Regions from separate parts of the Homo sapiens genome. Here region 1 is linked to region 2. Evidence: read pairs that join two places in POLR2A ChIA-PET (ENCODE). Cell type or tissue: OCI-LY7. All regions are shown on one strand. Links, peaks and the distances in the headings refer to the core of each region. The heading gives the core; the rest is flanking DNA.

Region 1 (8,956 bases), core at 400-8,399, 220 kb after region 2:
TACCGGCTGTGCGCTACATGATTTACATCAACTACAATGTAAACAGCATCCTCTGCAGTTGTGTAGTAAAGTGACCTCAGGAAGGGGGTGGGGGGGTGGGTAAAGAAAGTGATAAAGGTGTACATAAATGGGCTTTTAAAAATCCTACACAGGGACTTAAAGCATCGAGTCCTGTGTGTGCCTTTCACAGATAAGGCAACTGAGGGCCATGTGAAGTAAGAAACTGGTCCAAAGTTGCAAAGCAATTTAGAAACCATACTGGCAATAGAACCAGGATTTCTGAAGCCAAATCCAGTACTCTAAGTTCCTTCCCTCCCTGAGGCTCTATCACTTTCCCCTTTAACCCCTTATTGGAAGGTTAGTGTCTTAGAAGCCTGAATACTTCTATTCATTTTTTCCGTCTCATTTAACAAATGTATATAGATCACCTATTGTGAGCTAGGCATTGTTCTAGATGCTAAGGATAAAGTGGGGAGACAGACACACTGATTCTGGCTCTTGGGATGGGATAGAAAGAATTCCTATCATTCTTATTTGTAGTATTTGCCAATTACCATGATGTAAATCCTCCCACCATGGTCGTTTTCAAGCTGCCAACATGACATCACTGAATGGGAAGAGTGCACACAATCAGCTCTTGTATGCAGACTCCAGCACACATTAGTCCCTTCCTTTGTGGAACTTAAACTCCAGTGGGAGAGGAGACAGTGTCCAAGTAGGCAAACAGCTCTTATAACCACCTGTAATTATTTTTAATTGTAAAATACATAAAGAAGATGTTGTGAGGGAGAAGAACAGATTCTCCATAGCAATGGATTCTCCTTTCTCAGAGGCCATGGCGTTAAAACTGGAGGTTGAGAAGGAGCCAGCTGAGAAAAGTTCTTGGGGAAGAATGTTCCAGACAAAGGGGACTGCAAATGCAAAGATCTCAAAGTGGGAAACAGCTTGGTGTATCTGAGGAACAGAGAGGAAGACGGTGAAGCTGGAAGGTAGTAAGTGAGAAAGCAAATCCGCAGGGCCTGGTGGGCCCTGGGAAGGGTCTAGAATCTATTCTAAATGCAATGGAGGAACTCTCGGGGGCTTTAAGCAGAGCCAGGATCTAGTTCACACCGTTGAAAGATCACTGTGGCTGCTGCAAAGAGCATAGCTTGAAGCTGAGCAAAATTGGAATGAGGGACCAGTTGGAAAACTCTAGTGCAAGTCTAAATACAAAATGAAGAGGATGGCTTAGTCCAAGTATGGCAGAAGAGACAGAGAGGAGTGGGCACATTGGAGAGGAATGGAGGGCTAGAACTTGCAGGATTTGCTGATGGGAAGTAAAGGAAAATCATAAGGAATGACTTCCAAGCTTCTGGCTTGAGCCATCTGGTGGGTGGTAATGCCATTTCCTGCAATGGGGACAAAACCATTTAAGAAGCGAAAACCTGGGTTCCTTTTCCAGCATGTGAAATGTGAGATGTTATGAGACATCCAAGTGAAATGTCCTATAAGCAGCCAGGAAATTGATTGTGGGGCTCAAAGGGCAGGCCTGGGCTGGGTGGGGTGAAATATGGGGTCCTCAGGAGCTCGGGCCATGTTGAGGCCAAGGTCCCACACACTCGCTCAGACAGAGCAAGACTCTGTCTCAAAAAAAAAGAGGAGGTCCATTTTGATCACTTTTCCTACACAGAGAAAATGATAAATGATGTAAGATGGAAAAATACACTAGTTTTCATAAAAAACTGTGACCCTTGTTTTTGTTTTTTACGGAGATGGGGTCTCCATATGTCACCCGGTTTGGAGTGCAGTGGTGCGATCTTGGCTTACTGCAACCTCTGCCTCCCTGGTTCAAGCAATTCTCCTACCTCAGCCTCCCGAGTAGGTGGGATTACAGATGCCTGCCACTAGGCCCAGCTAATTTTTTGTATTTTAGTAGAGACGGGGTTTCACCATGTTGCCCAGGCTGGTCTCGAACTCCTGAGCTCAGGCAATCCGCCTCCCAAAGTGCTAGGATTATAGGTGTGAGCCACCGCACCCAGCCATGACCCTTGTTCTTGAAGAAGATGATCCATATATTCTCTGAAGGCATGAGATGGCTGTCCAGGGCTCGGAGGAAAAATAATGTTAATTACAGTCAGTCTCAATGTGCTGTTTGCTGCTTTAAAGTTTTAGGCCTGTTTTCCTTGAGCTTGACATCTGCTTAACCAGCCCATTGGCAAACTCCTGAGTTCTCAGAAAAAGATACAAAGGACTGCCGAGGCTCTCACCAGCCCTTGCTCGTTCTCTGTCTCCCTGTCTCCGGATGCTTCTGTGAGTCTCTGTTTCAGCCTACATGCCACCTGCCCTAGCCGACATTTGTTCTCCTCTGCAACCCCAGGGAAGGGACCCTCACTCCTCCACAGGCTGCCCAGCCCCAGATTGATTGTTTTTTTCTGATTTGGAGAATTCTTCCTCATATAGAGCTGCAAATGCTTTTGATGGCTGAGGGGAGGCTGTTGTGATAAGTCACTTGTTAACAAGCATTAGTTTATCTACCATACAACAGGACATTGAGGGGATGGGACAGATAACAGGCAAGGCTTTTGATGAGATGACAAGACTGAAGTAGAAGAGAGGGAGGCAGGCCAGGGTCAGGGTGCTCCAAGGTTGCAGGCACCCAGTGTGTGTGATGAGGATGTGCCAGGGCCTGGCTGAAAGGGGAGGTGGAATTGACAGAGGACAGTGGGTGAATGGCAGGCTGCTCTGCATCCCTCTACTTAGGCCCTTCTTGGATGAATATCAAGTTCATCTGATAAGCTCACCCCTGGTGGCAGGCAGCACCTGCTTCACTCTTTCTGAGCATCCACATCAAGGCCAGCTGAATCTTCAAGACTCTCAGCTGACGCAGACCCTGGAACTCACCTAGTGATGGCTCCCAGCCCCTCATGACACACATGAGCTCTCTGCTTCCTGGTGTGTTCTTTTTCACATGCTTAACATTCGAGAGGGCATGTGAGCACATCCCTATCTAGGGCTCCTCCTCCCGGGGAAGGTGGACACTGTGGCTGCAGCTCCATGACACAGGCCTTGCCTCAAACCACTGGCGTGCTCAGAGCCACTCCCTGCCGGAAGCAGCAGTGGGTGTGGACTGGGGACGTGCTGTTTCCCAAATGAGATAATCTCCCCCAGAGATTCTGCTAAGAAATGAGGGGTGTGCTCATACCATGGGGACAGATGATGCTTTTCCACAGAAGCCCCCCGTGCTGCTGAAATCCTTCTCCTTTCCCTTCTGTGGCCAGTCTCTCTATCCAGCCTTCAAATGGACAGCACCCTCCATCCCTTGAACCCCTCCCCTTTCTCTAGACTCCATCAGAAGACACAATTTCTTCGTCCCATTATTCCTCCCCGTCTTCTCCAGTGAGCTGCGTTCTGACCTGCACAAAGGCTGGGGAAGCCAAGAGACACATCCAGAGATGAGGAAGGCCAGTGGCTGGCGGTGATATTATAGTTGGAGGAATAAGGAATAGGAGAGACTCCATAGCGCTTCCTTCAGAAGAAAGGCAGGGGGATAAGGCCAAGTTAGCAGAGAGACAAGCAGTCCACCCAGGGGTAGTCATTTGGCAGAGAAGTAAGATGCTGACGAGTTGATCAGAGAAGCTAGAAAACAGGGGGGTCTTTTGCAAGAGTAAAGAGGAGGGATGCATCCCTCTCCTGGAAAGACCCAAGTTTGGTTAAGTTTTCTCTAGAGCACAGGAGGGTATCAGGGTGGTAAGAACTGGCTTGGCATCACCAGGCCAGCCCTAGTGGCAGCCTGCAACTGTAGCAGCAGGGCAGGCCCGGCTGGGCGCTAAGCCGTGGGGAGAGGGGTTACAGCTCACTTTCATGGGGGGGCTTGAGGCTGAGGGACACTTGTTTGGACCCAAGTGCTAGAGGGGAAGGAGGGAATGACCTCAGTCCCAAAAGCCAATCTGATAGATACTTGCGGAGGCCCTGGCCGTTGGCCTGCCCACGGGAGTGCCCCCGGTGCCAGTCTGCCTGCTCCTCCCCTCTGAGGGGAGATGGATTTGGAAATAAGTCCAGAGGAGGCGGAACACACAGACTCAGAACCTCAGTACTGGAAATGTTTGTAGACCACCTGGCCCTACTTCCTCATTTTCTAGAAGAGGAGACAGAGGTCCAGAGAGGGAAGGTATTTGTTTCAGGTCACATAGCCAGTCGAGAAACCAGGTCTTCTGATGTCCAAACTAGTTCTCACCACAGTGGTCTCAGCACTCAGGAGGGGCTGTTATACTCCCATGTCCCCTTTGCTGAGTCCTGGAACCAGCTGTCCTAAAGTCAGAAGTTCATCCTGTGGCCTTTGACCTTAGCATTCTGCCCTCCAGCCCCGTCCCCCCAGGGACCATTCCTAGAAGACCTCAGGGAGACTGAGAAGCCTCTGTCATTCCAAGGCCACAGTCATGCCTCAAAGGAGCTGGTGCTCCCTGCCTGGTGTCCGCAAGTTTTGAATTAAGAGGGGGTCTGATGGCAGCCATGTTGCCCTCCTGCCCACTTGCCCTAAGTCTCCTCATCGAGGTTTCAGCAGCATAGTCCAGCTCTGGGGCTAGGCTGGGCTTTCTGTGGAAAGGTGACCACATCGCCTGGACCCCCACCAAGGCCTCTGTCTTTCTGACATCTGGGTGTGTCCAGAAGCCCCAGCCAGGGCAGGAGGGCCCAGCCAAGTCTCCATGGTACAGGCAAAGGGAGAGAGAGAGCTGGGCCCTGGACAATGCCAAACGTTTGATGGTGATTTTCTTTCGTTCTTTCCTTGGCTTGGGAATGCAAAATATTATCGTTTTTGCCTGGAGATTTCCCTTCCTAAATGCGCATGGCTCCGGCCAACATTAAGATGAGTTTGCATTCCTCCACACTGCCTGGTTTCCAATTCTAAATTGTTTGCTGAGACTCAAGACAGATGCTCGAGTGCCGACAACTGGAAGTCAGCTGGCGTCTGCCCAAGGGAACCTCACTGACATGTGCCGTGGTGGGTCTTCGATGTTACAAAGCAGGAGCCTCTCATTTTACAGATGGGGAAGCTGAGGCCCAGAGAGGCACCGGGGCTCTCAATGGACATCCAGCCAAGTTAATGACAAAGCTGAGATTAGAACTCAGATCACCCCACCCTAGTCCAAACTTCTCCTGGCTTCACTTCAGGCTCTGTTGACTTATAAACATGTCTGTTGCCTGCCCAGTGGGGCTGTAAGCTCTGAACACCGTAAGTCGTGTCTCAGCCAGCTTGGTGTCCTCACTTCCTACCATGGAACCTGGAGCTCCATAGACCCCAAATAGAGGTTTATTGAACTGAAGGGCCATAGAGGGGACTAACACAGAAGGAGTGGTGGTGAACATAGATAAGTATGAAGAGAGGCTGGTGACCTTGGACACATTTCTACCCCGCTCTGGGCCTTAGTCTTCTCACTTATAGCAACAAGCTTTTTAAACTCGACAGAGCAGTTCTCAAACTGTGTTCCAGGAAACCCTAAGGTTTCAGTGAGGCATCTTATGTCTGCTACTGAGGGTGGGAAATTCCTCCCTACCCCCTAGTCCTAACCCCAACATCCACTTCTTGTGTCTACTTTTCATGTATATATTTTGTTCAAAAAATGTGAGATTCGCTGTAGAAAAACAAAGTTTGGAGGCTAATAGATTATTTGATCTGGAAAATTCCTGCTTGTTCTTAAAGATAAAGTCCTGGCTGGGTGCCAGTGGCTCACGCCTGTAATCCCAGCACTTTGGGAGGCCGAGGCAGGTAGATCACTTGAGGTCAGGAGTTCAAGACTAGCCTGGCCAATATGATGAAACCCTGTCTCTACTAAAAGTACAAAAATTAGCCAGGCATGGTAGCACATGCCTGTAGTCCCAGCTACTTGGAAGACTGAGGCAGGAGAATTGCTTGAACCTGGGAGGCGGAGGTTGCAGTGAGCCGAGATTACACCATTGTACTCCAGTCTGGGTGACAGAACGAGACTCTGTCTCAAAAAAAAAAAAAAAAAAAAAAAAAGCGAATAAGTTCCCCCTCCCTAATAACATATTTGCTACACACCACCTTTGACCCAATGGTAGCTTGTCTAACGGGGAGTTCGTGTCATGCCCCCTAGCAACTGGAAAGAGAGAAAATGAGGTGAAGGAGGCCTCATGCTCTGGAGGCTCCGTTCTGCACAGAGCTGCTCCAGAGCCCAGAATCCATGTTGGGTGCCTGGCTGGCTGTGGGTCTGCGTCTGTCATTCCCTGAGTGATTCAGGACAACCCAGCCATCAGGCCCGGTGTATGGCTGAGGCAGGAGGAGGCCATGATTTGCTCGTTAGGCCACACTTCTCCCTGACAGGGTAGGCCCGGGCCCAGCTCTGCCTAATGTTGGGTCTTCCTGATGAGATCTTGAGTAGGAAATGATTGGGGTACTACCCCAGCAACCACGAGTCCCCAGAGATCCCCAGCTCCTCTTCTCCTTGTCTTTGTCCAATCACTCTGTGAAATTGTTCCTCCTCCCTGATGGTCCATCACTTAAGAGCTAAGCTGCATCAATTATCAATTGCTATAATAATGTCCTGTAACCAATAATCCCCCCAAATCTCAGTGGCACACAATAATAATTGTTTAGTTCACATATCTGGGGTCAGCTGAGGGTGGGGGAGTGAACTGGTCCAAGCTAAGCTCAACTGAGTGGCTCTGCTGGGCTCACTGGGCTTGCTTGTGAGTTTGGGGGTGCTGACCTCAGCTAGGTTGGGCTGGGGCAACTCAGCTGGGGCAGCTCTGCTCCGAATATCTCTCACTCTTTTCCTGGGGTCAGTGGACTAGCCGTCTCATGTTGCTGCCAGAAGTGCCAGCAAGCAGAAATAGACAAGGCATCCTAAGGCCCAAGCTGGGAATGGGCACACATTATTTCTGCTCAGATGGCCTAGCCCAAAGTCAAGGTTGGGGGAAATATACTCTCCTCTTTTAGAGGCAGGAATTACAAAGTCCCATGGTAAAGGGTGTGCATATAGAGAAGTGAAGAATTGAGACTGATGATGCAAGCTGGAGCAGGACCACTTGTTTTTGTATCCCAGCTCTGCCACCCACTAGATGTGTGACTTGGGACAAGTTACGGGATCGCTGTGCCTCCAGTTCCTCTCTTCTGCCATAGAGCGGCTTCCTCTGGCCATCGGCTCCCATCTGCTGCTTCATCCAGACTTTTAAGCCCTTGGGACTCTGGCTCTGTCCTTCTGGCATACCTGGTCTCCTGTGCTCTGCCTGTTGTGATCAGGGAGCCACCAATCAGTTCTGTAGTGAGCAGAGGGCATGGGCCCAGGATGGGTGAGTCTTGAAGAAGGAGTGTGTGGGAGGGGGATAAGCCTGGGTGAGGCCTCTCCAGGGTTGTCGTTGTTGATAATTTGTTGTGGTTGTCAGAGCTGAAATTTCTACTTTAACTCAACACATTTTTCTGAGCACCAGGCCTTATGGTGGGATAAAGGGATAAGTAGAATCCAGTTCTCCTCACATTGCTCAGTCTTAGATGGGGAGAAGATTGTGTGGAATCAGCTCTGCTCAGTGTACATGTCTAATCCTATTACTTAAATATTCACTCCACACCCTCCATGTGGCAATGCAGGCAGAGTTGCTGCTCATGGGATGCTCACAGTCCACTGTGAGTTCCCTGTTGGCCACGCAGCTGCCCATGGGGGCGGAACCGCACACTCCCCACCAGCCTGGGGGCTTCCCAGGGTGAGGGCAGAGTTACTAGGTCTCCTATGAGAGCAGCAGGTCCCCAAGGGCAGTATCCCTGCTTCTCCCCAGAGTCAGAGGGCTCCCCAAGCTCTTCTGTAATGAAGGCCTTCTTCCCTCAACTAGCTAGAAGCTTCTCTGATGTAGGGACCACGTCCCCTCACCCCTCCCTTGCTCTATCGCACTAGTGCCTACTACAGGAGCCTAGACTAGGGTCCTTGGGCCTCCAGCAATGCTCCCAAATCTAGCATTGCCTTCCTAGATGCCTCTTTGAAATGATGGCCTTGGGCAGAAGGGAAGGCTGGCTGGCAGCAGAGCAAGAACCCTCACATGTTCCCTGCTCGCCAGGGCAAAAGGGGCAGCAATGCAGAGGATACGAAACAGCCAGCCATCTGAAGCTCATTACTTCTTCACTTTTGAATGGGTTGTTTTTTTTCCCCCATAGCAGCAAGAGGTTCACTTTGCCATATCTTTTTGCCTAGGCCAGCTTATGGTCTTTTCTCCCTCCTCCTCTCCCTCTCTGTGATTTGCTTTTAGACGTGAAGATTCTTGGGGCCCAAGTAAAACTGGGAAGAGTGAGATAATACCAGAGATTCTTAGTGATAAACCCCACCTCCCTCACCCCATCCCAGCGCCCTCCCTCCAAGGAAAATGAAAGCTCTTGCTTACACAGGTGCATCTGCAACATGGAGCAGAGCCCAAAGAACCAGTGGAGGCCTGGGGCAGGGCTGCGGAGAGGCTTCTGGGAGGTGTTCACGCTTAGGTTCCACAGATCGGCTTCCTCTGGCCGTCAGCTCCAACCTGGTGCTTCATCCAGACTTTCAAGACCCTTGGGACTCTGGCCCCATCCTTCTGGTATACCAGGTCTGCTGTGTTCCACTTGTTGTGATCAAGGAGTCAACAGTCAGTTCTGTATTGAGCAGGATCTTAGAGCATGTGACTGGGATAGATGAGTCTGAAGAAGAAGAGGTGTAGGAGGGGACAAGCCTGGCTGAGGCCACTCCAGGGAGGATTCAAGTGACTGACGACGGTCGGTGGTGTCTGAAAGGGCAGAGGAAGACTTGATGGTGATGGGCTGGATGGCACGGGACCCGTGAGGCCTCAAAGTCATCCTGGCCGCTTCCTAGCTGTATGACCTTGGCCAGTTGCTGACTTTCTTTGTGCCTCAGTTTTCTCATCTTTAAAATGAGAATGATAATATACTTACTGCAAAACATGGTTATAAGCATTAAATACATTCAGAATAGTGCTTGGTACATAG
Region 2 (8,956 bases), core at 499-8,498:
TCACCGAGGTCTCTCCTTTACTTGTCTGCTCCTCAATTATCCTGGCTGCTGTTGAGGGCAGGGACTGCACCTCATTCCTCCTTATTTTTCCAGGCTTACCACTGGGCTTAACATCATCTTGATAAATATACGAGTGAGGGAAGGAATAGGAGGGCAGAGACAAGGAAGAGCAACCCAACTCTTTGCCTCAAGGCCTACAAGAGTCCCGTTGGAGCTCCAGATCACAAACCTTGTCCATCCCCCTATTTGCAGGACCAGATCCCACAATATTCACTCTGCACAGAGAGCCAGGAAAATGAAATGTCTGCCTCCTCTGGGCCCAACTTTTCCTCCATGTGGTCCTGACACAAAAAGGCTTTCAAGGAACCGTATCCTGTCAGAGCAGAAAGGGACTCACAGGTCCACTAAATCCAGCCTCTCATTTCATAGACCCAGAGAGGAGGAGTGACTTGTCTCTGGATGACCGGTCCACACTGCAAGCTTCCTGCCCTGGGGGTGGTAGAATCTGGTGCTGCCACCCCTCCCCTGCAGGCAGATCCCATGGGAGTCTGTCTGGGCAGGCGGTGGCAGAATAGCACCCACTCAGGGAAGCATCCATGCTCCACTGGGCTTCTGAGTTCTGTGTTTCTCTGGCCAGGCAGAGAGGGGCGGTGGAGCTCAAAACACAGGCCCAACAGATGGTTTCTATTTGCAGCCACTGAGGCTGGTCTGTGCCAGACTCCTGACCTATTTTGAGGAACTGAGGGCCCTGCTGGCTCAGAGATGGCCTCCAACTTGCACCCCCTTAGCCCAAAGTCTGGCAGGGGATCAAATGGGTGGTTCAAGACCAGTGGGGAGAGGAGTGAAGGTGGAAAACCTTTGAAAATGAGGCCAGGGTGGATGGTCTGCAAGCTCGAGCTCTGGGGAACAGATCCTTGGAGTGCGAGCCCCAGGTCATCTGCCTCAGAATCACCTGAAGTGTTTGTGGAAATGCAGGCTCCCGGGCCCCACTTCCAGCCTGCAGAATCACACACTGTGGGAATGAGCTAGGAAATGTGCATTTTAACCAAGCCCACCAGGTGCTTCCTGTTTGGGATCTTTGCTGTTCAATGGACTGCCTGTGGACCAATAGCACTGGCATTACCTGGGAGCTGGTTAGAAATGGAGAATCCCAGGCCCCACCCTTGACTCAAATGAGAATCTATGGTTGAACACGGTGGTGGTCCAGGTGGTTCACATAGATGATTCAGTTGGGTATCACTCTCCAGCTCAGTGCTTCTCAAACTTGCAGGTGCATCACAATTACCCGGTGGGCTTGTGAAAACATAGATTGCTGAGGCCCACAGTTTCTGATTCAGGAAGTCGAGGGTGGGGCCCGAGAATCTGCATCCCTAACACGTTGCCAGGTGATGCTGAAGCTATTGGTCCCGGAACCAGACTTTGGTCCCTGAGTGGCATTGCAAGGAGCACTGGGCCCTCTGAAACTTCAGCTCTGTGACTTTGCATCTGTCCCTTTACCTCCCAGTTCCTCCATCAGAAAAATGGATATAATTCATATTTTTCCTAGGATAGTTATGAGGATCCAGTGAAATAATACTGTGTGTGAACATGCTTTGCTAACTGTGACTGCTCAACAAAGATTATTTTATCAGTCAATCTGCACCTTCAAAAGTGCTTTGGGTTTGCCCCTGACAACCACCCTGCCGGCCAGCGAGTGAGTAAAAGAGCTGGGCCTAATGCATCCCTCGAGGGCTTTCTTCTGCATTTCTAGACTGTCATGCACAAGATCATGCAAACACCAAGTGCTCAATAAGGGCTGGTGGAGTTAAACCCAGGACTTCTGGTTTTCAGCCCTATTCTCTGTCCACAGCAGGTCCTACTCCTCACCCCCTCCTTCATGGCCTCCGGCTTCTTGGTAGGTGAGGCTGAGCAACTTTTTTAAAAGGCTGTTTCATAGTCCAGGCCAAAGGCTGAGCCGGGGAGATGCCAGGCATAGCTGCCACTGCCGAGGCTCCCTGCCTGTGACATGCCCTGACCGACTCTCAGGATAACCGGGATCCCGTGTTCAGAGTGCCTGGCCTGGCCCCTGGCCCACAGACCAAGACGTTGCTCCCTGTCACCTGGCAATGCAGAAAAAGATGGACTGATAAACTGTCCCCAGGGGAATGTGGTAACTGGTGATGGGCCTTCCCCTTCCCAAGAGATAATCTATCTACATTACAGCCAGGGGATGGCATGGAAGAGAAGGACGATCTGCCGGCTCCGTTGTAGTATCTCTGTTAGAGTAAAAGGAAGCCCATCTCTCAGTGCCCCAAATGTGAGAAAGGAGAAGTTGAAGTTCTTTATATTGCTGCTAATCATTTTGGGTATAAAAAAGGATAGTAAATCAACTTGCCCATAAAGAAATAGATACCAGGCCTCATGCACAGAGCTTACTTGGAGATAAATTCTTTGCACTGTCCACCCTGTGCTGTCCCCAAGGAGTGAGTGTGTGTGTGTGTGTGTGTGTGTGTGTGTGTATGTTGGAGTAACCATTTCCTCTTGGACTTTGGAAACAATTCAAGGGGCCTCACCAGCTGAGGGTCTAGAAACTAGAGCAGAAACTTTTTTTTTAAATTAAACTTAATGGTACTGAGGAAATCAATGGGTTTTTGTTTGAAAACATCCGTGATAACTGTCTCATGATGTTCTCCACCTCTCACTCCCTGCCTTGTAAAAAGAATCCAGTAGTTAATTTAGGACCCAGCAAGGAAAGAGGAGTCTTGCTGGGATCTGTGGCCAACAGTTCCCCTACAATGCCCTCTGTTCCCCCAGTTCACAAGGGAGGCCGCCTCATTCTAGGTGGTCATGTAGCATTCTGCATGACTGTCCAGCACACAGCTCTGCTCCATAGAAGTGACCCACACTCAATGGTGACAGCTAAACCAACCAGCTCCTCCCCTTGAAGGGTTTAAATGTGGGCTACATTGCACCACTAGTTGGTGGCAGAGGCAGAAGCCATAAGCGGAGGGAAGAGAGATGGAGAAGAGGTCAGAGAGGAATGTAAAGGGGATCACTGTAATTTTAAAAATAATGTTAGTGCACTGTTCTGCATTTACTAGGTGTAACCTTCCTGCTCTCCCCTAACTCACATCCATTTATTGGCCGGGTGTGGTGGCTCACGCCTGTAATCCCAGCACTTAGGGGGACCAAGGCGGGCAGATCACTTGAGGTCAGGAGTTTGAGACCAGCCTGACCAACGTGGCAAAACCCCATCTCTACTAAAAATACAAAAAATTAGCCAAGCGTGCTAGCGCGCACCTATAGTCCCAGCTACTCAGGAGGCTGAGGTACGAGAATCACTTAAACCAGGGAGGTGGAGGATGCAGTGAGCCAAGATAGCACCACTGCACTCCAGCCTGGATGACAGAGCAAGACTCTGTCTCCAAAAAAACACAAAAATTAAAAAATAAACAAATGACATCCATTATCCAGGGAGAGTTCGGACTGTTAAAGCAGGACTCAAAAAAATTCACATTCCAACATCCAAGATAGGATTCTGCAGCCACAAAATATCTTAAGAGCCAGAATTGTTGAGAGAGGACGTTTCTCAACTTCTGTCTCTCCGTGTTAGCAAATGAAGAGTCCTGTCTGGCTGACTCCATCACAACTCTACTGGACCGAGCTGAATGCGTTTTATCACTGCTACCTACCAGGTGGGGCTCCTGGATGACACCAGACAAGCTTCAGAGGAAACAAACTTGTATCTTCTTTGCACATCCAAGTTGTCAGGGCTGCCAGCTAAGACCATGAAGGCTGTACCCTGCACAGATGGGCCGTGTGGATGAATAGCGCCCAAGGAGTTATGCCACATGGGGGCCACGGGTGCAGGAGGCACTCACATCACCATCCCAGAGACCCCGCTGCAGCAGTCAAGATAACGGGAATCTGACTACCTTCTAGCTCCGAAATTCCAGGCATCTGAGAGGCCTGGGAGCCTGGGAGGCCTGGCTGCTAGTCACCCTCTAGCCCTGCCTCCCTCATTACTAAAGGTCAACAGAATCTGTTGCTAGCAACCAAGAGAGAGCCCACTCCAGCGATGCTGAGGGATGGCATGTGGCCCTCCCTGGTGGCCATCTGGGGCCATTCCAGCAGCCTATTTACACTGACTGCGAGGAGCACCTCCTCCTGGCAGCTCAGGAGGGGCTGTCTTTGTGCAGGTGTCAGCACCTTCTCTGGTGTAGCTACTGATGTCAAGAGGTAAACGAATTGGCCCCACGGGGTCTCTGACCATCCCATCCCCAGGGACCTACCCTCCCCTGAACACCTGCAGCATTTCCTGGCTGCCACCCTGCCCCCTGGCACCTGGTGTGTACTTCAGGGTTGGTTGGTTCTCTTTACACGTGTTGAGATTAACTTCTCCCGGAGGCTGTAAGCTGGGCCCTGGTGTCAGCTCTGAGAGCTGGAATGCACAGGAAGTCTAAAGGTTGCCGACTTCCTGGCTGAGATTCTGGAAGAAGAGAGGACACTGTTCCAAAGTGGGCCAAACAGAGGATGGCTTCACAGACAGACACAGGTTTAAATCCTAGCGCCACCACTTACTAGGTATCTACTGGACAAGTTCATTAACTTTTTGGAGCTTGTGTTCTCATCTGTAAAATGTTACAAAATGTATAACAAGCCCTAGACAAGTTCATAAACTTTTTGGAGCTCGAGTTCTCATCTATAAAAATGGGGGCAACACTGCCTCCTTCTCAGGACAGTCTCCACCCTCTTGGTCTTCCTCACAATGCCCTATACATGGAGACCATCCATAACCCACTGACGGGCAAGTGGCTGGCCTTTGGGGGACATGGGGAGTCAAGCACCACTGCAGAACCCGGCCATCCAGGTGTTCCCTGGGAGCACTGGGACAAGCTCCTGGAGAAGGGAGGCAGGCAGATCTGCTGACTGGACTCGTACCTGCCATTCCCAGCACCCCCTACCCCCAACCGCCCTGCACCACCACGGGAACACCCCTCACCCTTGGGAGAGGGTCCAAGACCCAGTTCTGGCAAGTGAGACCTAGGAGGAAGTCCACTAGGGGGCTTCTGAGAAGGATTTTTGTCTCAGTAAGAGGAGAGAGACATAAGAAAAGTTCTTTCTTGGCATACTGGCACACACACGGCTTCCCGCCTTTGCTTCCATTTGAGGATGTAAATCCTGGCGCTCTGGCACCCATTTTGTGGCCAAGAGGTAACAAGCCTACAACCAAAAGGCCAAAATGATGAGAAGACAGACCACAAGGACAGAAGAGGCCTGGGTCCTTGATGGCACTGTGGAGCCACCGACCAAACCTAGGACCTCCTTCCTCCGCAACTCTTGTTTGAAAAACCATGAAAATCCTAGAGCTTGAGTCAGTCTTGGTTGGCTTTCTTTGTTACTCGCAGCCTAAAGCATTCCAACTGATGGAAATAAAGAAGAAAAGGAACAGGGTAGTAGATCTCTGAGTCTTTGAACACTGCCTGTGACCTGTCCCCATGAGGTCTTTCTGCCCCCACAGCAAAGAACTTTGCTATTTTAAGGAGGCCCAGAGACCACAGAGCCCCACCCAAGCCTAGCAGGCCTGCCCCTGCCAGGAACAAAAAAAAAACATTTCATTTCGAGGTTTTCTCTCATCCCTCAGCACCGTTCCTTGGGGTGTGCTGATGCGGCTGCCCGTGCCTGCCATGCAGTTGCCGGAAAAGTTGCACAGCTCAGGGGATGATAACAATGACCACTTGGGTCGAGGGAGCGATAGTCAAGTTCATGCTGCCCGTTGCACACGACCACCCCACACAGCATCCCCTGGGTCCAGCAACACTGCTGAGCCTTGAAAGGAGATTTTTTCCCTCTTTTTCTTTCTTTATTCAACTGAATGCTGTCATTGCTACAGAAGCCACGAGGAAGAGGGGTGGAGAGGAAAACGAGGTAATGGATGCAGAACATCTGGCACGGTGCCTGGTGGGCACTGAGCAAACACCAGCACCCTCCCTTTTCCCTTCCAACATAATGGCAATGCTGGGTGACAGAACATGGCATCAGGCAACTCCTCCAGGGCAGGGTGCCTCTGGCAGGGGCATTACCTATCCTTTTGGATTCCTGGTTTTTAAAGGACTCTTTCTACTGGGGTGCTTTTCCTTCAAGGTGTCCACTTAGACATAGTGCGTGTGTATGCACACAACACACACACACAGACACACACACACACACACATGCTGGTTAAGAGCCCAAGCTCCTGACTCCACAGCGAGTTGGGTCCCAGTCATGAGGTCAGGGTTCTCAATTAGCTTCTGCCTCAGCCTCGTCCAAGTCCTCCTGATCTGACCCCTACTGAGGCTGCTCGTGTCACTGACCCTCCTGCTGGTCCCCTGACCATTTCATAAGGACATTCAGAAGGCCTGGGAGCTGCTCAGTGCATAGCCTTTCCCTGCACATCGTTTCATCCCCAGCACCTGGGCTCTTTGTTTGGGCCCTCCTGGTTTCTGTGAAAGTCAAAGCTTTGGTTGCCTGAGTACCAAACCACTGGCATAGTCTGGCCTCTGTAAATCTGCCTCTGGGGATAAAGTCTCTCTCCTCACCTCTTCCACTGCGTCAGGACCACTCCAGTCCACAGGGCACGTTTGTGAGAATAGAGAAAGGCGCCTCTTCCTCCAACAGAATCAGCTCCAGGCTCAGTGAGTGGAATGTGGACTGGATTTCAGCCCCCACTTACACCCTGCCAGGTGCCTTTGTGCAGGGCACAACTCTGACAACCACACACAGCAGACCTGCAATGGAGCCTTTCCAATTATTCTCCTGAACTTCTGATCTAAATGCTTTTCTCAGACATTGACTCATTCAGAACTACTGCAGAATTTCCAATGTGGAGCAGCCCCACTGAGGGGGCAACAACTTTGCAAAACTGCAAGATACATTCGGCACTCCCCAGCATGATCCCATGGCTCCCCCAGCAGACCTTGCTGGTCTCACCTTCCTGGCTCTCCTCTGCTAACTCCAAATAAAGTTACAGCATCTCTGCTGTCCAATTACAATTCATTTCTCCCTGCCCCATCTGGAGGCAAATGGCACATGTGTCCCAGGAGACCCAGTGGTCCCTCCCTCCCACATTCTCATCCTGCCCTTTCCCCAGCTTGCCTTATCTTCCACATCACATGGGAAACTGAGGGCATCCCTCTCAGCAGAAAGCCTCTTGTACCCAGCAATGCTTAGCCTCAGGGAATGAATGGAGAGGCTGGGTGAGTCCATGTAGACTCCGGAGGAGGCAGGATAAGCCCTGGGAAAAGGCCTTTCTCTATTGCTCTGTCATGAGCAAGTGGATCTACCTTTTGGGGCCCCATTTGTCCATCAACTGTGGTGATAATAATGGTGCCTCCTCATGGAGCTGATGTGGGGATTAAAAGAAAATACATGTACAGTAACTGTAACATTACTTTGCTCATACCATGGGCTTAATACATGTAGCTATTGTAAAGTCCCTTGACTCACCTGTTTCTATTCCCTTGTTACAAAATGGATAAAGAGATATGTTACATATTTTAATGTATTTCACACTTAGTGTTGTACTTGCTACGTGTCAGGTACTATTCAAAGCACTTCGCAAATACTGCCTTCCTTAGTCTTCATCGCAACCCAGTGAGGCAGGCGCTATTATCTTCCCCATATCACAGGGGATGAAACTAAGGCACAGGCATTCAGTAACTTGCTCAAGGTCACCCAGGCAAGAAGGGACAGAGAAAGGATTCAAACCCAGGCCTTCCACTCCATAGGGTGTGTGCTTAACTGGGCTATGGGGTTTCTCTGTGACCACTGTGAGAATTAAATGAGGTCATGCCTGCAAAGTGCTTGGCACGTAGAAGGCACTGGAGATCTGGTCATTATGGTAATGTACCATTATTGTTGAATATTTATCATTGTTATTACTAATATATGCAAAGCCCCACCCAAATTATGCTGGCCCTTCCCCTTTTCTTCTTCTCTCCAGCACTGATGTTGCTGGTTTGGGTGGTGGTGGGGTTGGAGGAGGTCTCTTTATGGAAGGCTGTGTTTCCAGTTTGGGGGCAGGGAGGGAAGATTTCGGGTACAGAAGTAAGAGTGAGTAAACTCCCTCAGCACAGAGCCTCATCGAACTTCTACACCAGAAGCTCAGTTAAGTTATGTTAGCTATGATACAGGGAGGCGTGGAGATGAGGATACACCAGGGTGTGCGGGGCAGGAAGGGGGCTGTACCCATAAGCCTGAGGGTCTATGGCAGGGGTAAGCAGACAGAGGGAGATGAGGCTACCCCTGCAAGATTCAGCTCAGCAAATAACTGAGTCACCTAATACAATCATAGAGGGTCAGGGCAGAAGCCATTTCCTGCTTACATCTCCCCGTCCCATCCTGCAGATGAAGACCACATTTGTCACAGTGCCTCTCACCCAACCATGATGCAGAGTCTCCTCTCCCACGAGCTCCTTATGCTATAGCCGGGCTCTCCTTATTGTCCCAGGCACGTGGTTACCTCCACCTCCCCAACCCCAAGAGAGTCCAAAGAGATGCCCGCCCTCTTCTCTCTGCATCCTGGAATTTTACTCATCTCTCTCCCAACACACACCTTCCCTGACCACCCCCCACCAACACACTCTTTCTTCCTGGGGACCCACCTGCACTTGAAGGTCCATAAACCACTCTCAGGCACTGAGGGCAAGTTGCCCTGCCCTGGTGCATTGCTTTTCCTGTGTTCGGGTCTAACTCCAAACTCCTTGATGGTTGGGATGATGTCTTAGTCATTTCTGAATCCCTCATACGAGACCAGCACAAAATCATACAATAATGAATACACAGACATAAAGTAAAACAAATAAACAAGTAAAAATGAAATTTTATAAGTAATACGTTTAGAAGCAGCTTATAGGAATTAACTAATTTAGTCCTCATTATCCTCATGAATCTGACATTATTGTGCCCATTTTGCAGGCGTAGAAACAGAGGCAGAAAA

Evidence for each region. ChIA-PET counts read pairs that join two places held together with the same protein. Peaks named below come from ENCODE experiments on the same cell type or tissue, not always from the same donor. Only the 100,000 strongest peaks of a DNase experiment are listed, where the experiment ranks them.
Region 1: POLR2A ChIA-PET joins it to region 2 with 17 read pairs; 2 of 35 experiments call an interaction of 5 or more read pairs at or near these places.

The regions. Positions count from the first base shown.
Region 1 is chr15:68,409,708-68,418,663 of GRCh38, reverse strand. All of the region lies in intron 1 of ITGA11 (integrin subunit alpha 11), which reads left to right. Among named protein-coding and RNA genes, the nearest start is that of ITGA11, 18 kb to the left of the region's middle. In OCI-LY7, for the core only: no CTCF peak of the experiment used is centred there; a DNase peak (open chromatin) is centred at 4,113.
Region 2 is chr15:68,627,057-68,636,012 of GRCh38, reverse strand. All of the region lies in intron 1 of CORO2B (coronin 2B), which reads right to left. Among named protein-coding and RNA genes, the nearest start is that of CORO2B, 53 kb to the right of the region's middle. In OCI-LY7, for the core only: CTCF peaks have their summits at 673, 3,924, 4,124 (motif pointing left), 5,025 (motif pointing right) and 1 weaker place; DNase peaks (open chromatin) are centred at 672, 1,292, 4,242, 5,052 and 8 weaker places; H3K4me3 peaks cover 6,057 bases; H3K27ac peaks cover 8,000 bases.